2 separate regions of the Homo sapiens genome follow, and region 1 is linked to region 2. A link is a loop called in an ENCODE intact Hi-C map of the cell type or tissue named here. Cell type or tissue: CD14-positive monocyte. All regions are shown on one strand. Links, peaks and the distances in the headings refer to the core of each region. The heading gives the core; the rest is flanking DNA. Region 1 overlaps LINC02998 (long intergenic non-protein coding RNA 2998). Region 2 holds the start of LINC02998 (long intergenic non-protein coding RNA 2998).

Evidence for each region. A loop is a pair of places that touch in the nucleus more often than their neighbours do. Peaks named below come from ENCODE experiments on the same cell type or tissue, not always from the same donor. Only the 100,000 strongest peaks of a DNase experiment are listed, where the experiment ranks them.
Region 1: it touches region 2 in a loop (2.5-fold over the local background); 3 of 110 quality-filtered maps call a loop at or near these places.

The regions. Positions count from the first base shown.
Region 1 is chr5:54,667,467-54,679,825 of GRCh38, forward strand. All of the region lies in intron 1 of LINC02998 (long intergenic non-protein coding RNA 2998), which reads right to left. Among named protein-coding and RNA genes, the nearest start is that of LINC02998, 71 kb to the right of the region's middle. In CD14-positive monocyte, for the core only: no CTCF peak of the experiment used is centred there; DNase peaks (open chromatin) are centred at 5,595 and 6,565; H3K4me3 peaks cover 1,770 bases; H3K27ac peaks cover 2,500 bases.
Region 2 is chr5:54,740,011-54,752,369 of GRCh38, forward strand. LINC02998 (long intergenic non-protein coding RNA 2998) reads right to left here and starts at 4,248. Exons shown (of 3, transcript NR_104658.1): 1 at 3,849-4,248. RefSeq lists an enhancer at 4,470-4,614 and a cis regulatory region at 4,537-4,547. In CD14-positive monocyte, for the core only: no CTCF peak of the experiment used is centred there; a DNase peak (open chromatin) is centred at 4,531; H3K4me3 peaks cover 1,671 bases; H3K27ac peaks cover 2,351 bases.

The sequences.
Region 1 (12,359 bases), core at 5,270-7,769, 71 kb before region 2:
GGAGCCATAACTTTCTATGGAAAGAACTAGCAGCCTGCAGGGACGTAGCTAAGAAAATAAATATCTGACCCCTCACCCTTCTGCATCCTCAAATCAATGCTCCCTATAAGCTGAACCAACCAGAAATCAGAAAATAAGGGAGCCCATTGATGTGAAGCTTGGAGGCCCATCTCCAAGGGAATAACAGGTGGAGTAGAGATATCTAGCACACCTGGGTAGACCTGCTTTCTCATTTTTAAGATAAGGGAATTAGATTAAATGATCTCTACTATTCTTTCTGGTTGTAATATTTCAGTGGATTTTCTCCATTCAAGCATTTTACAAGCCTTCCTGTTACCTACAGTCAGGCATTCCTGAGCATCAGGTCTTATAGACCAATGTTCCCAACTCAAAATTATATTAATTGATGAAAGGAAGACAACTAGAACAATGGGTCATATTAAAGAGCCCATAAACAGACCCACACATATATGAACAATTGATTTTATGATAAAAATAGCACTGTAGAGTAGTGGCAAAAGGATTATCTTTGTAATAAATCATGCTAGGTCAATTGTATTCTTACACAGAAAAAAATAAATATTAACCTGTACCTCATACATAATTATATTTGGACTATGAACCTAAATGTAAAATAAACAAAGCTCCTAAAGAAAACATAAGAAAGTATCTTCGTGACATTGCTATAAGGTAAAAGAATGAACAAAAGACTTGAAAGAGCATTTCATAAAAGAAGCATATCCAAATGGCCAATAAACATAAGATAAGGCATCTAACTTCACTGGTTATCACCAAGATGACTAACATTACAAAGATTGACAGTAACACATGTTGATGAAGATGTGGAGCAACTGGAACTCTCATACTCTGCCAGCGAGTATGAAAATTGGTATAGCCACTTTGGAAAACTGTTTTCTAGTATCTACTAAAGTTGAACATATGTAAAACCTATGGCCCAGAACAAATAGGTCTATCCACAAAAGATATGCATGTGTATATTCACTGAAAAACAAATACAAGAATATTCATTACAGCATTATATGTAAGGGAGAAAAACTGGAAAAATGAAAGTGGAAACCAAGAGTACAGTGGATAGAAGACTTGAGGTGTGTTTACATAATTAAATGCTAATATAGAGCAATAAAAATGAATGAATAATTGCTACATGCAACCATGAGGCTGAAACTCATGAAAAGTACATAGAAAAGCAAATACTGAATGATTACTTTTACCTAGATTAAAAACAGGCAAGCAATAATGGTGTCAGAAAGCAGGGTTATGTTTACCTTTTGGGAGGATATAGGGATTGGGGTCGGGGCAAGAGGACAGCTACTGGGGTGCTGGTAACTTTTTGTTTGTTTGATCATGGTCATGGTTCTATGAGTGCGTTTACAGCAAAAGCTCTTTGAGCTATACAGTGATTTCTGCCTTTTTTTTTTTTTTTGAGGTGGAGTTTTATACTTGTCACTCAGGCTGGAGTGCAATGGTGTGATCTTGGCTCACTGCAACCTCTGCCTCCCAGGTTCAAGCAATTCTCCGGCTTCAGCCTCCTGAGTAGCTGGGATCACAGGCACGGGCACCATGCCCAGCTAATTTTTGTATTTTTAATAGAGATAGGGTTTCACCATGTCGGTCAGGCTGGTCTTGAACTCCTGACCTCAGGTGATCCTCCCACCTCAGCCTCCCAAACTGCTGGGATTACAGGCATGAGCCACTGTGCCCAGCTGGCTTGTGCTTATTCTTATAAATAGAGACTTAGAAATTTATCGACTTCAGTAAGTAAACGTTATCATTGAATACATTTTTTTTTTATAAAAGCTGGAGCAAGAACCTGAACACTAGTCCTTCCATATTCAATAGTAATATAAGGATCAGGACAAGAGCATGTCTGTGTTGCCATTGAGGAAGTAACAACAGTGAACACTTCCAAAGAAGATTTCTTTGAACAGATGTTCAAAACCAAAAAGGTTTCCCAAGTCATTTGTGAAACCAAATTTTCCTGCAGTCTGGAGTCCCGGGTATTGTGTCAGGAATCATATGCAATGAGATCATTTTCTTTTGCCCACATTTCTGCCTGATAAAGAAAATAAATCTATTTGACAGAGCAAAGAATTGCCTCATATGAAAATACACTGAGAAAAAGGCAGCATTATTCTCAACTCCTAATGCCTAGGAGAAAAATGATATGAGGTTTAAAAGAGTTTTCTGCCCTGAGAAAGGTTCAATTTTTACAGATTCTCTCAGCAATTAGTGCATTTATGAAATAAATTCTGGGCCATCCACAAGCTAATTCCAACAAGTATTGTAAGTGGCTTTACTGAAAAGACATATCAAAATAATGACAAAAACAACAATGATAACCACAACACCCCAAACAAGAGCCATGTTGATGACAAGAGGGGTTAGAGGTAGTTTTAATATAAAATCTGTCTATGCTAAAGAAAGTTAAACTAACTGAGCACCACACTTAACTATTACCCTCCTGGTGGCCAAGGCAAAAAGAAACCTCATAAATTGTTTAGCTCATTAAAAAGAAAAAAAAAAAAGAAAGAAAAAGGAAGGAAGGAAGTGTGCTAGTGCAACATGAGAGACAAACATTCCTAGAATAGTAAGAGAAAGTAATCAGGAGGGTTTGTTTTACATATGGTTTTAAACATCATAATAGAATTTGTCATTATAGGAAGTTTTATAGTATATATGAAACATTCTCAATTATCCCTGGCAAAAGGCAAAGGCATAACAACATTAAGTCGTGGTTTCTTAAAGGTACAATGTAATCAATGAACTCCTGGCTTTGAAGCAGTTGTGTAGTGTCCTGGAGGATGTGAAGAATTTGTGTAGCCTGAGTTTCCTTGGTCACACTACTCTGGGCAAAGTTAGAGTAACCAGCAGGGTCTGTCTGGCCCTGCCCCTCATCAACACTGCAGAATCCCTCTAGCTGCTCCTGGGAACCCCCAGGGGATGGCACATGTGTGCTCACCATATGGCCCTTTCAGCTACCATATGACCCTGCACTCAGCTTCCCCCTGCTACAGCTCCCTGCAGTGATGTTTGTGTTGGGGCATGATGGACCCACCCCCAATGAGGACACTGACACCTCCAACCTGCTATGGCTATGCTTCAAAGCCACAAAATGTATCCCCTGCTGCTGGAGCTGTTGGCACTGACCCTTCTCTGTCTCTCTCACACCCACCAAATGTGATGCCTCCCTCTCCTTCTTCTGCCCGGATTGGGGCGAGGTGGCCACAGTGCAAATTCTGTTTTTTCTGGACTCCATACAACTCCAATCTCAACCCCAACCAGAAGGCACCATAACACTTTCTTGTGCTCTCCTCTGGACCATCCAAAAGCTGCCTTCTGGGCTGCCTGACAGTCATATTCTTAGTCTTACATGTTCCTACAGCGTCTCTTCTTTAGGAGCCAACTGTGGGGGGCTAGACCAGAAATGTTCTGATTTTGAGAAAAGCGTGAAGTTTATGAGTTTTACTTTCTGATATGGGTCTATTACCTTGAACCAAGCCAGTATGCCAGGCTTTATATCCCTAAAATACGCCTTTCCCAAAAGGAGGACCATCTTCCAGGAATGTCCAGGCATGTGTGAATCCAGGAGGAACATGGCGTGAACCTCAGCAGAGACTCCACCCATATTAGCATGTCCTTAATAGCTCCCCAATGTTTGTATTTACTGCCTAGATCTTGTCCAAAGCCAGGCTTTTCCAGAAAGTGCACATTCCTCTTCTGATCTTGCATCGTGCCAGAGAGGCAGCTCTGTTTAAATAGCAATAGTCATAGTTGCTTAATGCCTGTTTCACACCGTATACTGTGAGGCATTATTTCTGCTTTTCACAATCACTGCAAGGAAAGTGCTGCTATTCAAATTTTAAATACAAAGAGGTCAAGTAGAGAGGTTAAGTGATTTCCCCAAGGCCACAATGAGTGGTAAAGCTAAGACTCAAACCCAGATTGGTTGGAATCAAGCCTAGGCTTGTCTTGTGTAATACAGTTCAGTATTACCCAGGCCCTGGAACCGAAATCTGCGTATGAACAGCTCTCTTAGGACATATTCAAATATTTTCATCCTCTTTGCTGAGAATTTAAGAGATGAATGTGGACTCCCAAACACACACAGCCTCTTGAGTCCTGGCATAAAGTCTGTTCTCAGACTTCTTTAGATAGATTTCACACTGTCATCATTTTCTAACCTAGGGTAGCTTCCACCTCAAGTACAATAGGAATATATTCTAGTAGTTGATCAGTTCAAATTTCCTGCATTTCCACGGCTCATTCTTGGCTCAGAAAACCCTGAGCCTACTCAGGCTGAGGGGGACCCCCCTCTTGTGCTTCCAGGTGTCACATGATTGAAACCACTTTTGCAAAGATTATGACAGCAAGAGAGGTCTAGCATGGCTGACTCCATCTTGCTTCTAGTCTCACAGGCTGACTGTCCTTGCTCATTCCTGGGCATACGCCAAGCTAACTATGGAAGGAATTTAGTTTACAGTTTAACTTTAGAACAAGGATGATAATAGTCCCTCCCTAAAACTAACCTCCTTCTTGCTGAGGGACAGAAGCTGCCTTTGTAAAACTAATGAAAGGCCATGAGATTAGGATTATGGAAGGGGCCTGAATTCTGCTAAAATGTAGGCATAGTTTTTATAATCCCTATGCTGGAGAGCATGTGGCCAGAGGCCATAATATTTGTGACTTTCACAATTATTGCTACAGATAACATCACTATTGTATAACCTAATATTGGTCTTTTGAGACGTTTTTCAGACTTTTGCATTCTGGCAACTGACTGACCCCACCTGGACACGTAACTCATGTCTTAATCACACCTGTGGTCACAACCCAGAGGCAGATTCAGCACACGAGGACCATTTTTCACACCCTTATGATTTCATCCCCAACCAATCAGCAGCACCCATTCCCTACCCACCTGTCCACCAAATTATTCATAAAAACTCTAGCCTCTGAGTTCTCGGAGAGGCAATTTGAGTAATAATAAACTCCTGTCCTTCTGCTTGGTCAGTCTTGCATTAACTAAATTCTTTCTTTACTGCAAGACTGCTGTCTCAGTAAATTGGGTTTATCTGTGCAGCCAGCAAGAAGAACCCATCAGGCAATCACATTAATACCCCTGTGAAAGCCCTTTCCCTGAAATCAACATTTCTTGCTATCTTGCTTTTTCCTGTCCCACAGCTCTGTTTCCATTTAGGGATTCCTGTGCAGCTGACTCTCACATCTACCTCCAGGGTGGAGCCTGTGACCATCTTTTGGTCATGTAATTGATTAGCTCAGCTTAGCCACCAGCCCCACCCTGAACCACACTGAGTCTCAGGACATTTTCCAGGAGTGCTGGGGCAAAGACACATTCTTTCTCATGGGATCTGAAAAAGGAAGCATGTTTCTCTGAGAGTTGCTTATGGCCATTTTGGGACTCTGAGCAGGGTCAGCCTTAGAATGCAGCCAGTATCCCAGAAGGCAGGTAGAGAAATGGAAAAGAAACCCAATGGCTGAGCTGCTGGGAGTGAGCTTGTCTTAGGCAAACCTTCCTTGAGAGTTTTCAGTCATGTGAGCCAATCAATTTCCTTCCTGGTTTGAGCCTGATTGAGCCAGATTTTCTGTTGCTTGCAATACAAGCATCTTACATCTACATTTTGCAATAATGGTCAAATTTTTTGTTGTCTCTCTCCCTAGATTGTGAGCTCCTTGATCCCTAAGAGAAAATTGGTTGAAGGAATGAAAGGACAAAAAGATAAAAGGAAAAAGAAATCAGTTGCTCATGTGTGTTGAGGACTTGTTTAAGGCCATTACCATTTAACTAGCTATTCACTGCTCTTCCTGATTCATGGACATTCCAATTAAAGAGCTGGATCCTTTGAGAAATCTTCAATACCAATATCCATGGTCAGGAACAGTGCTCATTTAGCAGAAAGGAGGTCAACTCCACCAGAACTTATGAAATCTGCAGAGCAAGGAATAACTCAGAGAATCTTGCAGATGAACTTGCATTTCTTATCATGTGATAAACAAAGAAACTTTAATTTATCCATCGTAAATCAGGGTCTTGGAAATAAAGCATGGGGAAATGGATGTCTATAGGAGCCCTCTGCAGAAATGTTGCCCCTTGACTCCAAGCTCAGAGAGGCTTGTATTTGAAGATGTCAGCAGCCTCCCGCTCCACAAATGAATCATGAGAAGGAGGGAATGAAGGTGGTTGAAGTAGGTGTGGGCCTTTCATCCTCTACAGTATGCCTATCGTGAGTATCTGATGTTGTTATGTGCACTTATGTGTACTTGCACACATGCACCCATCTAAAACAACATTTTCTGTTGGGAGTTTCAAAAGAAAAAAGTGAAGCTGTTACTGAAGCCCCAGAAGAAAAGATTTGCATAAATGGGGATGGATTTCTTGCAATCTCCCCTGGTGCTGCTTGTCCCAGTCCTTGCCCCACCCACCTACTACACACACAGGAACAGCTCTTCTCTGCAAGAAATGCTAGACAGGAGGAAGTGCCCTGGCCTTGACCTCCTGCTTTCACAGCATCACACATCAGTGGTGGTGAGTGCCGTGGAGGAAGCATTGCATGCATAACTGAGTTAGCAAATAGGAAAGAGGGCTTTCAGAGAGTAGTGGGGAGAAGAGGAAGGGTGGCAGAAAGTATTGCTGCAAGAACTAAGCTCTAGGCCTGGCACTGCCACCATATCTGAGCAAGTCCTTATGCTTCTCTACACCTTGATTTCTTCAATGGCAAACTGGGGAGATTCTGGGTAACAAGATAAGGCATGATGTCTGCTACCACATGGAAATAAGAAGGAGCACAAAAGCCATTTTTCCAGCTCCTCCAGGGTTTGTCCCACCACCACCACCAGCTACCAGGGAGACTGTGCCCTGAATTCCTTCTTTTTTTCCCATAGATGTTCAACAGCCTCCTCCACACTCAGAGTGTCTCATTTCCAGAAGACTCATGACTCCTGCCATGCTGTCCCATCTATGAATAGAGAAAAGGAACATTTACTTGGTACTCCAAAACTGTGGGGATCACAACGCAAAGACCACCTGAAAGAGTGTCACAAAGAAAAATACACCTGTAAAAGGCTACTAACCAGCTATCATCCTATCAACAGCCGCACACTCATTCACTCATTTACTTGTTCAACAAATATTTATGTCGAAGTTAATCACTTACTCAACAAATAATTATACTGCCAGGATCTGGAGGTACAAGAGTAAATAAAGTATAGAAATTCCTTTTTTGCTGTTTAGTTTAGTAGGAGATACAAGTAATAAAGCAACTTTAAAAGCACTATAATTAGATTGCCTTGGATAGAAAGTTATAAAGTACTATTATAGTGCACATCATGGTGGGGGCAGTGGGTTGCTCCTAGTCTGTCCAAAGGAAGGTGGAAGGGTGAGCAGCAGAAGTGATCAGGGAAAGAAGAGGTGGGGTTGGGTCTACAGAGAGTGTTCCAGGCAAGGAACAGCCGGGTGAGGCCTGAAGGTGAGAGTGAGAGAGGACAGGTGGGTTGCAACAGAGATTGTTTGAGGACAAGTGTGTGGAAGCGGGGAAGCCTGAATAAAGTGGTGGTAATAGTGTACTTCGGTAGATTCTTGGGCAAGAGCATGACCTTACAAATATACTTTAGGAAAAAAAAAACAGTCTGTTTTCTATATTCAGCATGCATTGGAAGTGACAGAGACCAGAGGTAGGGAGAAGGGCAAGGGGATTTTAGTAGTAATGAGGACAAGGACCAGAGTGCTATCCCTGAAAACAGAGAATAAAGAACAGGTAGAGCAAAGACATGGAATCAACCCAAATGCCCATCAATGACAGACTGGATAAAGAAAATGTGGGACATATTCACCATGGAATACTATGCAGCCACAAAAAGGAATGAGATCACATCCATTGCAGGGACATGGATGGAGCTGCAAGCCATTATCCTCAGCAAACTAACACAGGAACAGAAAATCAAACACCGTATGTTCTCACTCGTAAGTGGGAGCTGAACAATGAGAACACCTGGACACAGGGAGGGGAACAACACACACTGGGGCCTGTTGGAGGGTGGGGTAGGGGGAGAGCATCAAGATAAATAGTTAATGCACACGGGACTTAATACCTAGGTGATGGGTTGATCGTGCAGCAAACCACCATGGCACACGTTTACCTATGTGACAAACCTGCACATCCTGCACATGTACCCCAGAACTTAAAATAAAAATAAAAATTAATTAAACAAAAAAGAACAGACAACCAATAGGCTGTCTTTCAGCTTAGCCTATGCTGTACTAGGAGAGCCTGGGAGAGAACTCTGTTTAGAAATAAACAAGCCCAGGGATTGCCATCTATTTGCCCTGTATTCACTTGGACTTATTTATCATAGTGCTTTTTCAAACTGTGTTCAAAACTCCCTGGGGTTTTCCAGAGGTGCTTTAGAGACCCAATTCAACCATGTTGGCCTATTTTGGACAAACAAAGGCTTGAAAATCACCAGCATACCTTTTCACAGTGTACATGCTCTGTCCGAGGTCCAGTGCTCTTGGTGGTTATTAAAAGTGGATTTGTGTGTGTGTATCAAGACTGCCACGCACTCTCAGAAGTTCACTCTGTGCCCCCCTTCAAGCCCCTCTTGAAGACAGGAATCTCTCTATTTCTGGTTGTTCTGCCCCTGCCCTCCCTACCTAAATCCAGACCCTACTCAAAAAGGAAAATGGTTTCTCAGCATTCCTCCCCATGTTCATTATCTGGCAGCTCTTCTCTGGAGGTTGGAAAGAATTAATCCATTATTGTTGTCAACACAATCATAATAAGGCATGAAAATGAAGTGATGAGATCTTTTTTTCAGTCAAACCTCTTGAAGAGAAACAGAAAACAAAAACAGCATTTTATCTTTGACTAGAATGATTATTTCTCAAAGGAAATAACTTCAGTCCCGTACTTTGTGGGAGGAAAGGCACAAGATGTGGAGGATGTCCAGGCACTGTGCCTGGCTCACAGACATTGTTCATAAATGTTTGGTTCATAGTTTCTTTCATTCATTCTATAAACATAAACTCTGATCTCTAGGAGGAGGATTTTATTTGCCTCTTGAACTATCTCTTGACAAAGCCAAGTCACCACACAAATGATGCAGGCAACTGCCAGCTGGTTTGCAAATTTCCTGAGTTGCCCAAGTACAGCACAGTGAGCATGAAAATCAAAGGCTCTCAAACCTGGAAGGAACCTTTAAAAATGACCCGAGGTCAATTGCCCAGGAAAATCCCTGCCAAGTGCTGCAAGTTGAGGTTGGAAGTGTCCAGTCTCTCTGATGCAGCCAAGTCTGTCTTTGGACAACTCTGTTAGAAGGCTCTTCCTGATATTGAATTGAAATCTATCACTTCATAGCTTTTCTTTATTCCTCCAATAAATCCTGTATGAGAGACCAGGAGGCAGAACAGAATCATTCAAATCCTCCTTCTTGGCAATCTGTTGAATATTGGAAGACAGGGGCCAAGTTCTCTGAGTCTTCTTTTCTCCAAGGCCTCTGTCTCCTAATCTTTCAAACATTTCCATGGGATAAGATTTTCAAATTATCTTGGTCCTTTTCCCATTAAGAAGCTTTACTTTTCTACTCTTAAAATAGGCTGCCTAGAATAGAAATAATTCCATGTGACTTAACTAGCGCAGAAAGGAACAGACTCTGCTAAATCTGATTTCAGAGACTGCCACTCACTAGCAGCGTGGCTTTGGCAAGTTACTTCCCTTTCTAGGAAACATGGTTTAATATGTAGCCTCAAGTAAAGTGCCTACTACAGTGCCTGGCATAAAGGGGTGTCAATACCTGATATCTACCTATCAATTGCTATTATTCTTCTGTCAATGCAGTTTCAGGTGGCACTAGACCTTAAGGTGATAACATCACACTATTGACTCCTAGGTTTTACCCACAAGTAAATTCAGAGTATTAAGTGGTTTTAATCCATGGCTCCCCCATCCTTTACTCACATTGTGTGTGTGTGTGTGTGTGTGTGTGTGTGTGTGTGTGCCTAAGCATCAAAATTTCCATTTATCTTATAAAATTGTATTTGTTCAATTCAGGTCATTGTTTAATGTGAGCAAATTTAATGAACAAGACTCTATCTTTTTATCTAAGTCTAAAACTAACAAAAATGCCCCCAAGTTCATGGTACAGAACCAAGCCTTGTTACCACTAGAAAACTTTCTTCAGGTTGATCCCTATCTATTAGCCACTATCTTTGAATAAATTAATTCAACCTGTAAATAATTCACTTAATTTCATTTTTATCTTGTGAATAATTTTTCCTCTAAAATAAAAGAATATCATAGCTTTGTCAAATGATTTGGGCAAGTCCAGAAAGACCAGAACTGCTGGGTTTTCTTTCTCTACCAATCTAGTAAACTATCACAGTAGGAAACACATTCTTTGTGAACTCCTATAGCTTTCTCATGATCACAGTTTTCCTGCCTGGATGTTTATAACTTACCTTAATGCCACACTTGGGAACCTCAGTGAGAAACTTTTCTATTTCCTAAAATAATTTTACTCATGAATTAAGGTAATGCTAGCAGTTGAAGCAGATATATCCCCACGTTTTTGTGTCTTAACCCAATAGAAGTTGTTTGTTTCTCATTCATGTCAAGTCTGTAAGGGCTGTTCCTGATCTGCGGGCCATCTTCTCCCCAAGCAGTAAATTCAAGGCTCCTTCCATTTTGCAGTTCTGGAATCTTCCTAATAAACCCAATACAAAGGATAATGCAGGATTAAATGGAAAATATTTCAGTAAAGAGAAGGAAGAGAATTTCAGACTGACAGAGAAATAAAGGAAAGACAAAGGCAGGGATGCAAAGAAGTATAGAGTACATGGCATTTAAACCAGGTGTGTAGGGAAGGCTTCTAGATAGGATCTGTGCCTTCAAGTGAGAGATGCAGATGATTTGTGTGTAAGGCAAGGAGGTAGCTGAGGAATATATACCCTGAACTCACTCTCCCTTTCCAGGGCTCCATATTGTCAAAACTGAACTAGTAGCCAGAGGGAAGGGAGTTTGCTGATGCGATACAGATTAGCTGTCGGGACAGAAAATGGGGAGAAGGGTACATAATGGGTCTGAAAGGCAAACAAAAGATAGCAGCATTTTAGAGGTGAAAACAGTACACTCTGACCTGTGCTTTACAGAGACTAATATGGTAGCAGTGGGAATGAGGATGGGAGGGGGCAGATATTGGAGGCAGGAAGACCTTCAGGGAGGGAGGGCCGGGACAGAGGGGTAATCATAGGACTAGAGGAAAGAGTTGAAAACTGGAATCAGTGAACGGTTAGATATGAGACGCATGAGGAGAGTTGAAGGGGACTCTCAGATCATGGTTTTGAAAGGCAAATGACAAGTTCATCTGGGGACATGTTGAGTATAATTTGTTTTGGGACATCCATATGGAGATATTCTGAGTCAACTCAGCCCCGGGGGAACTGATTTTGTCATCTGGCTCTGCTCCTTTCTGGAAAGCTCTCAAAAATACATGGATAGTTAGACCTGGTTCAAAGCAAAATCTTAGATGCCTATCTTAATCATCTTTCTCTTAAAAAAATCTGGGGATAAAAAGCATTTTATATGAATTCTATATCTTTAAAATTTTTTTATTTGATGCTATATTGCATTTGTTTACAGAAGATGCATGTTATGGATGAGTATAGGGTAACATGGGATACCTGAAATTTAAATTGAACGTAAAAGTGCATGTTGGATTATCTCCCAAAGGAAAGAAACTAAATTAGAGTTTGTATGTAAACTTTAGCCCTTGTCTCAAATGCATATTTTAAATCTCAAATCATCTCTCTTTAATTCCTTGTTTAAAAACATTAAAGTCAATAAAACAGTTCATGAAGCTCAGTTTCTTTCTTGTCAAATATTTGTCAAAATTAAGACTACTTTGGTATAACAAACTAAATAATCAAACTGATTCTTGACTGAATATTGAAAATATAATTCTAAATTGAATACAAGTAAACAAGCCTGAAATTTACTATGGGTGGCAGTAATCCATGTGTAGCCCCACATTTCCATTCATTTAGAAAATATCTTTGTGCTCAACTATCTATAATAATTATCTTTATTACTGTAATAAAGATAACCATCTAATTATCTAATTACCTTTCTAAGGGGATTTGGTTAATTTCAGGCTAAAACAGTTTAAATAAAATTATGGCGGCTTTAAAATATTTCCATATTTACACATTGAGGTACAAATAGTTACTCTTGCATTAATAGACAGTATAGTATCAATGAATAAAGATCAGGAAAGCACTTCGAAAACAAGGCAAGGTTTTGCAGACAAGATTTAGGATAGACAGGCAG
Region 2 (12,359 bases), core at 3,429-5,928:
GCGTGAAAGGGGGTTTCTTGGGTGGAATCAGGGTTACTTGACTGCTGTAAATAGCGAGAATTACACACCTCACAAAGGAGGGACAGAAGACTGGAGAACAAAGCCCAACTTTCTCCACATCCCTCCCCCGTGCCACCTACTCCCCATCTTTCAGCAGATTCCAGGGGAGAAACACCCAGGGACTTCCCCTGGGTTCCCTAAGCTTGCCCTCGAAGGAAGTACAAGCTCAGTTACCTGTCTGTAGTCTGGTCTCTGCTTTCCTCCCAACCCTCATCTCTCTGCTCACTCAGTCACTTTCTAGGTGCCAACCACACCAGCTTTCTTCAAATCCCTGGGGGCCTCCAGCGTGCTGGCCTCCAGGCCCTGGGTATGACTCCTTTCATCTTCCTAGAACAAGCCACCTCCCTTTCCACTTGGCTAACTCCAACTCCTCCAGTACATCATAGCGTACATCCACTTCCTTTTGAAAGTGTTCCTGCTCACCTATACTCCGCCGCCACCACAATTCTGAGTTTATTATTCTGGATTTGGGGCTCCCAGCACCCAATGTTTCCCACATCATGCACCCACACTGTGTGGCATTTCCATCTATTCTTCCACGCCCCCCACTGAGCTGAAAAGCTGGAAGCATCTGTGGGACACAGCTGAGCTTGGTAAGGTGTGTTTGTTAAAAATCACAGGAACCTTTGAGCTAGCACAGGCCAGTGTCAACCTCAGTACTACTGACATTTTGGGCGGAATCGTTCTTTTGGGGGAGAGCTGTCTCGTGTGCAGCACAGGATGCCACACAGCACTGTTGGCCTCTACCCACCAGATGCCAGTTACACTCTCCCCTCCCTCAGTCAAGACAAAAAAAAGTCTCCAGATGTTGCCAAGTGTTGCCAAAGTGTTGCCAAAATTGCTCTTGGTTGAGAACCACTGGTTTAGGCTAACAGGGGTGTTTGTCACAGGGATACTGGTGAGAACAAGGGGCTGATGTCGTTAGGGATTCCAGCAAGTGGACTTCCTGTGTTCCCCAGAATCTTGACTTAGGGGCTGAAACAGCTCTGCAAATGGTGTCTGCCTGGAGTGTGGTCTGTGGACTATGAAGAGCAAGGTGCAACCAGCAGGAGCTGATGCCCACGCATCAGGCAGGTCGTGGAGGCCACGCAGGAGAGTTGGGCTTTCTCCTCCTCACATGTTGGATGCAGACAGGAAGCAACATGGTGATATTTGCAATGTAGACAGATGGAGGCAGCAATGTGAGCAGATGTGCAAAGGGTGGAGGTTTAAGACAAGAAGTCTGGACTCTCCATTAGAGGGCTGCAAGATAGGCTGTCACAATGGTGTGAATGAAAAATGTGAGAGCTTCAACTGAGGCAGCAGTTATGCCACCTTCTCCCTCTTAGTATTTGTGGTAATGCTCGGAGAAGTACACTTTTTAACCTTTTTATTTGGTAATTTGTTTCTTCTTGGTAGGAACAAAGACCTGGATACAAGCAAGGAAAATAGGGTACTTAACTAATTTCCTAGGCTACCTTAAAAACTAAGAGAAATGGAAAATTTGATGGAGAAAAGAAACATTGTAATTTGTTTGTCATAAATTACATTGTAATTTAAATGTGAGACATTAGAACAATTTAGTTTTTATTCCTGCCTATATTATTACATACCATTCTTCCTTGTTTTGAAACTCTTAACTAGGTGAGGCAGAGCTAGAAATTGTCTCCTTATATACTTTTCCTGAACAAAGGAATTCCAAATTTTTGCTGGCCTCATAGCTTTTGGAGTAAGGTTTTACAGGTATGATAAGGAGACTAAGTTCTGGCCTGATATAGCAGAAGTGAGGAATGTGATTCTTAGAAGTTTTCCTAAAGGGAGGAAGTGAATTCTTTGTTCTGTTTTGCACTGGCTTGAAGGCAGACATGGTGGCTGGCGCTTCAGTAACTATATTGGGCCATGAGCTGAAAGCACGTGTTGAGGATGTGGCACCGCAAAATAAAGAAGCCCCGCTTCCTGATCCTGCAGAACAAGGGCCAGCAAACTTTTTCTCTAAAGGGCCGAATCTTCAGTTTCGTAGACCCTACAGGTCTCTGTCACCACTAGTCAATTCTGCCATTTGAGAGTGAAAATATCCATGGAAAATATAGAATAAATGAGTTTCTAATGTTCCAATTTGTTTTTCGATAAAACTTTATTTATGGACATTGAAATTTGAATCCCTTATAATTTTCTTTTTTTAAAATTCTATGCAAGGAAACAGTAGAATCTCTCATCATTTTCAGCCATTTAAAAAAGGAATAATAATTCCTAGCTCCAAAGCTATACAAAGACCCTGGGGCCAGATTTGGCATGGGGCATGTTTTGTCCACCCCTGAAATAAATCACCATACAGCCCCAAATTGTTGATCTTTAGGCTTTACCTACAGGAAAGAGACACTTTGGTGTTGCTTCTGCTAGATGGAGTTTGCTCTGATTCAGCAAAACGAATTCCTGACTTATGATTACTAGATGCAGCAGCCCCTGGGGGTGCTCCACCCACACGCAACCCATATCAATTCTTTTCCAGCTCCGTGCACCCTTCCGGGTTTCTGTGGCTTGCTTCCAAGGCTCAAACTTGCAACTCTCTTTTAAGATAACCTTAGGTCCACTGGCACCTGTGGCTGGAAAGTTGGAAGTGCCTGAGAATTTACATGCCCTCTGGGCAGCCCTTCCCTAGAGAACTTCAAAGCCTCGCTGACTTTTGCATCTGGACGAACTCAGACAGAATTTTTACCCTGGAGTTCCCCTGTAGAATCAGGCACAGGCCTCCCTCCTCAGGACTTTGCCTGACATCACACCTTTGTTTGGTTTGCTCCCGGCTCCTGTCCTGTTTTTCCTGCTCTTTCCTGGACTTCCTATGGGAGCACTTCCTTCACAATTCACGTGCACATAGCCCTTGTCAAGGTCTACTTCTGGAAGCTTCAATCTAAGCCATAGTAATCATCCTTGCTCAAGGAGATTTTTCTCCAGACTCCAATAAAACAGAAGAAACAGCAGTCTCCTCTTTACAGAAATAAAAAGGAGTGTTCTAGCTAAAGCCCTTTTTACAGAGCAGCATAATGGGTAAGAGCAGGGGCTCCAGAGTCAGCCTGCTTATAAACAGTCTTTTGGAGCCTCAAGATTCCTCATCTGTAAATTGGAGCTAATGACAATGACAGCACAGGGGTTGTGTTGAGGCTATGTTGAATATCATGGCACTTACACATCCCATCCAGCACACAAGAAACACTCCATAAAAGTTAGTTACTATGAGCATCATTAATATGTTGTCTGAGGCATTTTGACACAACCACTGCTACTTGTAAATTCCAACACAGAATTTTCTTGGTACATAATAGAAAAACAAGTGCTATCTGCTGCTCTGTGAGAAGCTGATGATGAATTACCAAATAAGATTTTCTACTTTGTAGGTATATTTGAATATCAGTATGTCCAATTAATTCAGTATAAATATAAAGGACACATCCTGCTTGAAAATGTCAGCAATAAGTTAGGCAAATGGCTGCATTCTGAAACCAGGCATACCTGGACCATACTCCCAAATATGCTGCTCCTGTAGAGACTTCAGTATTGATTTACCCAATCAGATTGCCAATACTTACCTCCTAAGGTTATTGTGAAGATTAGACAAAACTCTGCATAAAAAACACTTAGCTACTCTTTATTAGGAATTTACTATGTTCCCGGCACTGTGCTATTGTTATCCATGCCCAATTCCCCGGAAGAGAAGTGGAAAGATTCCATACATCACTGGGATACCTTTACCCTGATGACAAAGGCAGCAATGGCACCGACTCCCAGAAGATAATCTTTTAGAAAATAATCACCTGGTTTTTTCCTCGGCCATTAGCCTTCTTGGGTCAGTTTGCTAGAAACCAACCCCCCAACAACAAAGAAACTCCAAGGAAAATGAGCCTCTTCATTGCTGCTGAAAGCAGGGGGAACTGCGTCCTCTTACAGGCTCTTTACTATGGTTGATACAAGTGAGTCTCCATTTTTTAGCTTCAGTACCATCCAGTCAATGCTTTGTAGGAAGAGCTGCATGTCGGAGTGTTAACCCGCCAGTGTTTGTGCATCTCTCTGGGAGCCCTCCTGGCAGAGCCCTCCTCTGCACCAGCACAGAGGTCTGATGTGGGACGGTCAGGCTATCAGAGCTCAAAGAGAAAACAAATCTCTTCTGTATAGGCCAGGAAGGCCTCACCAAGGAGCCTTTTTGCTCTGCTTGGGAGGGAATGGAAAGAAAAAAAGGGAAAACCACACCCTTCGAAGGCCTCAGTAAATATTTGAAGCGTGCCTAGGTTTGGCCAAATGAGAACTCCCCTTATTTAAGTATTTATGAAATGATCAAATAGCAGGATTGTATTTCCATGAGCTAGAGAGTTCTTATTTAGTGACACAGATTTTTTTTTTGTTCAAACTTTTTTCTTTTTTTGCCACATTCAGCAATTGCTATCAGATGCTGAATGTCTGTGGTCACATACTCAGCTTCCTGTTTATAAATGCGCTCTGTTTTCAGTGAGTCAGCAGTTTCTTGTTCTACAGAGAGGTAAAACTGGTGGTGTCAGGGCCGTGGGGGGTTGAATGAGCTTTGTGAATGGCCCAGTGTGTGCTGGGCCTCAGGATTTGTGTGAACAGGTACTCACACTGTCTGTGGCTGTCCATAAGCTGAAATAATTCAGCCCAGTGAGTTTGGTGGTTTCTCATCTGATTCTGTCCAAGCGAAACAAAGCCAGACACTAAAGTGGTAAGGACAGACATTAACCAGTAATAACTATTGCAATAGGGAAGAGTCCAATGTAAACTGAACTCAGCTTCAATTTGTGCAGAGGTGACTGGACTTTTTTTTTTTTTTTTTTTTTGGAGACGGAGTTTTGCTCTTGTCACCCAGGCTGGAGTGCAATGGCACAATCTCGGCTAACTGCAACCTCCACCTCCCAGGCTCAAGTGATTCTCCTGCCTCAGCCTCCTGAGTAGCTGGGATTACAGGTACCTGCCATCACACCCGGCTAATTTTTTGTATTTTTAGTAGAGATGGGTTTTGCCATGTTGGCCAGGCTGGTCTCGAACTCCTGACTTCAGGTGATCCATCCGCCTGGGCCTCCCAAAGTGCTGAGATTACAGGTGTGAGCCACCATGCCTGGCCAGACTAGGCATTTTTAGGGAAGAATGAGGGAATAGGAAGGAGGGCAAACAGAACCAGTAGGGTCAGGGAAGTGAAAAATTACGAAGGGCTGTTCAGTATAAATGCAATCAGACCAGCTGTGCCTGCTAGCTGGCAGTTAGGAAAGTTAGGATTCTATCCTCTCTGAGACTGGGAGACAGAGGTCCTTACCCTTCCTGATGATTACATTCAAAGGAATAGCTTTCAGGGCCTTGAGAAACACACTCCTGGGTTGTAGGAGATACATATACATCTCAAAGGTTACAGAGAACTCAAAATTGCCCTTCTTAGTAAGTGCTCTACGAAAGAGTGGTCAGGCTAGTTCCAGGTGTGGGCTAGAGCAAGCAGTAAATCCCCCTGGGCAGCCTTGAGTTTTCTCAGGCAGGCATCCTTAAGGGGGTAGGAGCATCCTGGGGATGTGGCCTTGAGGTATTGGAAACCTTATTAGCGATTGTGCAAGTGTTTTAGAGCAAGGCTGAGGCCTGGCTGAGAAGAGGGCTCAGAAGAGCCTGACTAGAGTTTGCTCAAGGTCAGAGTCTTTGTCACTGTGAGGCAGCCCAGGGTCTGTCTTTGGCACTTCACTCACTTGCTTTGGTGCTACTGCTTCCTGACCTCGCCTACCAGTCCCGTTGTCAGCTGCAGTGGCCTCCAGCTGCCAGGTGGGCTGGAACTTCAAACGACTGATGTCCTTGAAGAGCCTGGGAGTTCTGGACTTTCCTGCCTCCCCTCCCTTGGCCCCAGCACACACTGCTCCATCTGCCCCTCCTTCCACACCCTCTTGTAAGCCAGCTCCACATCGCCTTTGGAATTCGGTTTTTCCTTCATCTCTTCGTGTGAAAGCCTCCCCTGAGCTCCAGTACCTGGGTTTGGCATTCCCACAACACCAAGCTCTTCTCTCCTGGAGCATTTATTGCACTGTATTTCAGAGAATAGTTAAGCACTGGTTTCCCCCACTAAACTGTAAGCCATAGGAGAGCAGGGACTAGGTGCAATTCAATCAGCAGGTGCTTACTAAGTGCTTGCTGAGGAGTGGATGGGTGGTACCTGTCCTTTGATGCCTCCTCTCAGGACCCTGTTCTTAATGATTGGGAACACAGGCTCTGGGTTTGAATCCCAGCTTTTCCAATTACTCGCTGTGTGACCTTGAGCAAGGTGCTTCACCCCTCTTTGCCTAAGTCATCTCGACTGTCAGGAGGGTAGATGATGATCTCCATCTCACCGGCTGTGAGGGTTAAAGGTGTTGTATGTGTACCTGCTTGGAAGAGAGCCAGGCACAAGGAATCTTCAGTATTATTACCATTGTGTGTTCCAAGGAGGCCATCGGCTACTCTGCCAATGATTCATTGAGTGAATAAACGCCCAACAGGGCATTGGCCTTTACTGCTTCTGTTTTCTAACCGAGAAGAATGACTTTGAGAAACTCAATACCTTACTCCCCACCGAAGCCTGGCTGGCTGGTGTTCTGATGTGGGGCAGGTGCCACGTGGAGCCATGGAAGCTGAAGGGCAGAGCTGTACCTGGCCAGGACACTGCCTCCGCCTCAGCAGCTTCCCTCTCTACTCTCCCATCTCTGTTTCCCCCAGAATTGCCTGCGCTCAGGTGCAGCTTTCCTCCCCTGCCCGTTCCAACCTGGACCCTCCCCACAAACTCTCTCACACTCTCTCTCTGTCTCTCTATCACTTACACCCTCGCACGCACATCCTTGCAGGCACACTCACACTCTCACATGCACACTTTCACGTGTATATTCTTACACTCACACACATTCTCATACACACTCATGCACACTCACACACACACTCATTCTCACACTGTCTCACACTGTCTTCATCATTCACACGTACACAGTCACAAACACTCACACACTCTCACGTGCACATTTACGCTCCCATATACTCTTACACCCACACACGCACACACTTTCTCATGCACACTCACATATACACACATTCATACTCTCAACTTTCTCCTTGTCTCTCCCATGTACACACACACACTTTCTGATGCACTCACACTCCCACATGAACATTCACACTCTAACTCATATATTCTTACAAGCATACACACACACACTTTCTCATGCACACACACCGTCATATGCACACTCACACATGTTCATACACTGCCTTATGCTTTCTATTTGTCTCTCCCATGTACACACACACACACTTTCTGATGCACTCACTCTCATATGCACACTCATGCACACTTACGCCCACACTTACACACACTCTCACACTGTCATCCACAAAACAACAGGAGCTAAGATCACCAGTGGCCTCTGTGCCATGGAGGCCCAGGACATTTTCAGTCTGCAGTTCCCCAACCCCTCCCAGCAGCATCAGAGTTGCTGGGTCCCCTTCCCTGTCAGGACACTCTCCCTCCTTGGATTCCAGGGCCCAGCGTTCTCCTGGTTTTCCTCCCACCGGTTCTCTGTCTCCTTTGCAGGTCTGCCCTTCCTTACTCGGCCAGTAAGTTCACAGACTCTTCCTCCTCTCTCTTCCTGCCCTCTGCCAGGACATCTGGCATGTGGCTCCAAATACCAGGTACAGGCAAACAGATCATGAGCAACCTCCTTCCTTATACCTGCTCTTCCTTTTACCTGGAATGTATCCTACTTCTAGGTCTCTGTTCAAACGTCACCTTGTCAGAGAGAACATCCCTGGCCACCAGAACTAGAATAGCCCCTTACTCCTTCTCACCATCTATCCCATTAACCCTGGTTTAGTTTTCTTTCTTCCCTGTTACTGCCTGAAATACTCTATATTTGTTTATTATCTGTTCATCCCTACTAGAGGGTAAGCTCTGGGAGAATTTGCAGCAGATACTAGTCTAGGTGCCAGAGACATAGCAGCAAACAAAAATGTTAAGGTCTTAATGAATACTTGAAAAAGTGTGTGAATGAAATGAAATTTTAGCTACAGCATTCCTCCAAGCTCCAGAGCAATAGAGTCAATCACTGACTTGACAGCTTCTCCTGGATGTCTCAGCAGTATCTCAAACTAAGTCTCTCTAGACCAACAGAACTTTCTATGACAATGGAAATAGCCTATATCTGCACTATCCAATGGGGTAGCCACTAGTCACATGTGACTGGAGCACTTGAGATGTGTCAAGTGTGACTGATGAGCTGAATTTTGAATTCCATTTATTTTTAATTAAACCTAAAATGTAAAAAGCCATATGTAGCCAGGGGCTGCCATGTGGGGCTGTGTAGTTCTTATCCGAACTGATGATCCTCTGCCCACACCTGGTCCGGTGGTCTCGACCTTAACAAATGGCACCACTATCCACCCAGATGAGAAAGCCGACAGTGAGGAGTCATTCTCGACCAGCTGCCTTTCCTGTGAGTCAATCCATCACCAAGTCCTATTGATTTTGCCATATATATATATTTCCATTAATTCCACTGCTGACACCACCCCAGAGGAAAATACATCATCTCTCATCTTGATTAAAGCCTCTTAACTGAATTGTTTACTCCACTTTCCCTTTCTCCGATTCAGTCTCCATATTCCTCCAAAGGGAGCCACAATGCATGGGGTGCACCCTGACCTTGCATCACCCATTCATGCAATCGAATATCCTTCAGTGGATGGCTTCTTTGGATGGCCTGCATGTTCCTGCAGGGGGCTGAGTCCTGCTCATCTTCACTGCAGGCTCTCTGCCACTCTCTCTGGGCTCCAGCCACAGAGGCGTTGTTTCAGTCCCGCATTTGGGTCATGCTCCCTCCCACCACAGTGTTAGTCTCCTCTGATCACAGGCAAGGTCACATCCCTATTACATGTTTTCACACCACATACCTGTCCTTGGCACTTGTATAGTTATGTAGCAATTAACTAACGTTTTCCTTTCCTACTGGACGGTAAGCTTCCTGGAGCAGGAACCTTATGTGTTTTCGTGGCCACTTAGCAATATCTGTCTAATAGTAGAAGCTCCATGAATATTGTTGAGTAAATGTATAGCCAGATAGTCTTTTGAGATAATAACTATGTTTTTCTTTCTTTCTTTTTTCCTGTTGCCCGATTGAGTCAATGATAGTGGATACAGCTTAGAACAAAAGAGTCAACTGGGGAGACCGGCTTGGGAAACATGGCAAAACCCCATCTCTACTAAAAATATAAAAATTAGCAGGGCACGATGGCACACACCTGTAATTCCAGCTACTTGGAAGGCTGAGGCATGAGAAGCTCTTGAACCCAGGAGGCGGTGGTTGCAGTGAGCCGAGATCATGCCACTGCACTCCAGCCTAGGTGACAGAGGCAGACGCTGTCTCAAAAAAAAAAAAAAAAAAAAAAGAGTCAATTAGCTACCTCAATGAATGTTTTAAACCCATAGCAAACACGTGTTAAAAGGATGCTTGAGAAAACAAACATTTTTTAAATCTCAGCTTTGAATTAGCGAAGTCTATGTTCTGGTTATTGTAGCCATGTGATAAATCATCCGCAAACCTAATGACATAAAGCCATGGCTATTTTTATCATGCTCACAGATCCTGTTATAGGTGAAATTGTGACCTCTCCATCAAAATTCATATGCTAAAGTCCTAACACTCGGGGTACCTTAGAATGTGCCCATAATTAGAGGTAAAGTCTTTACAGTGGTAATTATGTTAAAATGAGGTCACCAGGGTGGGCCTTAATCCAATAAGACTGCTCTTCTTTTTTTTTGGACATAGACATACAGAGGGAAGGCTCAGGGGAAAGACAGCCCTCTACAAGCCAAGGAGAGAGGGATCTGAAGAAACTAAACCTGACAGCACCTTGATATTGGATTTCTAGCCTCCAGAACTGTGAGAAAATAAATTTCTGTTGCTTAAGCCACCCAGTTTGTGGTATTTTGTTATGGAAGCTCTAGCATACTGATGCAGATCTCATCAGTCAGAAATTAGGAAAGGACTCCACGGTGACAGTTGATCTCTGCTCTGTGATACCTGGAGCCCCAACTGGGAAAACTCATAGGAAGGGGGTGACCCTATGACTGGAGGGCTGCAGTCACAGGCAAGCTTGTTTATTCACATTTGTGGCACCTGACTTGGTGGTATGTGTTGAATTTGTGTCCCCCAACTCACCCTTATTCATATGTTGAAGTCCAAGATCCCATTATCCCAGAATATGACGTTAATGTAAATAGGATTGTTGCAGATTTAATTAGTTAAGTTAGGATTAAGGTCACACTAAAGTAGGATGGCCTCTAATACACCATGACCGCTCTCCTTATGAAAAGGGGAAAGTTGGACACAGGCCCACACACACAGGGAGAACTTCACGTAAAGATGAAAGCAGAGACCAGGTGCAGTGGCTCACGCCTGTAATCCCAACACTATCGGAGGCCAAGGCGGGCACATCACCTGAGGTCAGGAGTTCGAGACCAGCCTGGTCCAACATGGTGAAACCCTGTCTCCACTAAAAATACAAAATTAGCAGGACTTGGTGATAAGCGCCTGTAGTCCCAGCTACTCGGAAGGCTGAGGCAGGAGAATCATTTGAATCTGGAAGGCGGAGGTTGCAGTGAGCTGAGATCATGCCACTGCACTCCAGCCTTGGTGAAAGAGTGAGACTATGTCTCAAAAAAAAAAAAAAAAAAAAAAAAAAACAGAGACTGGGTGATGCAGTAGAAGCCAATGAACACCAAAGATTGCCAGCAAACCACCAAGAGCTGAGAGAGGCATGAAATAGATTTTTCCTTGCAGTCTTTAGAAAAAACCAACTCTGCCAACATCTTGATCTGAGACTTCCAGCCTCCAGAACTGTGAGACAACACATTTCTGTTTGTCTCAGTGTTGTACAAGCCACTCAGTTTGCAGTACTTCGTTACAGCAGCCCTGGAGAGAGAACACAATCAGGAAGACTTCGGACCAGCACACCTATCCATGGACTTTCTGCGTATCTTCCCATGGACATTTCTGGCTTCAGGGCAGTCGGACTTCCATGACAGCTCAGGATTCCAACCACGTGTGTGTTCCAGTGAACAAGGCAGAATTTGCATCACAATTTATGACTCAGTTTTGGAATTTATTCACTGTCACTTCTACCATACTTTATTATCAAAGCACCTCACTAATTCATCCAGATTCGAAGGGAGGAGGGTTAGTCTCCATCTCTTCACGAGGGAGTGGGAAGATCCCATTGTAGACGACCATGTGAGATGAGAGATATTGTTGTGGCCACTTTGGAAAATGCAATCTGTCACTACCCAGAACTTGAAGAAGAGAGCATAAAGCATTCAACAATAGATAGAAAGAGACTAGATGAAGAGCTAGACCTATGCCTTTCTTGGGTGGAGACAGATAGAGAGTTGAGTTCTCACATCCTGAGAAAGGTGCGAGAACTCTACTCACTGCTGAGTTAAAGCCCTGGCAGTGACAGTGAAGGAACGAGACCCAGGACATATCTAGGAGGATGCCAGGGATGGGGACCTGAGACTTGCTGCCCAGATACAGTTCAGGAGATGCTAGTCCCACAGAGAAGCTCCTTACCACCACAGTGCCAGTGTGGTAGAATGAGAAAGGCTGAACGAGATATCTAGGAAGACATGCCTGAGGGCAGCCACAGAAAACCCCTACCACTCTAGCACTGGTTGGAGACAGCACACAAGAGTTCTCCTGGGAAGTGTCCCCTGGGGACAGGGTGTGTGGATGTAGCCCTGAGAGAACCAAGGACATTGGCAATGGGGGCCAGCTCCTTGATAATTCTGCATTTTTAGTGCCTTTAACTGTGGTTTTTCAGTGACACTATTCTGAGGTTTGCTTTGTTATTTTTAAATTAACATTTGATTGATTAAAATTACAAATTTTAAAACCTACTTCTACCTTTTGCTTTTAAGTGAAGCTTGTGAATAAAGTTTGCTAGTCTTGCAAACATTTATATTTGAACAATTACTTTTTAGGGGATTTTTGCTTAATATGTGATCCATTTACAAAGTTAAATACATTTAAATATTGCAAATGACATTTATACTTTTAATATATTTATTTCCACTTAAAGGCTTTCCGCTTCATGTCCACTTCAAATTTCTAACTTCCAGAGTTAGAAATTTATTAGATTTAGAAGGACTACTTAAACTTAAATATGGTGAACCTAAGTTATCTTAATTGTTCCAGTGCTATATAAAACAGTAAGATTTTTACTTAAAAATAACAAGGTAAAATCAATTACTCAATTTTTAAAAATTGGAC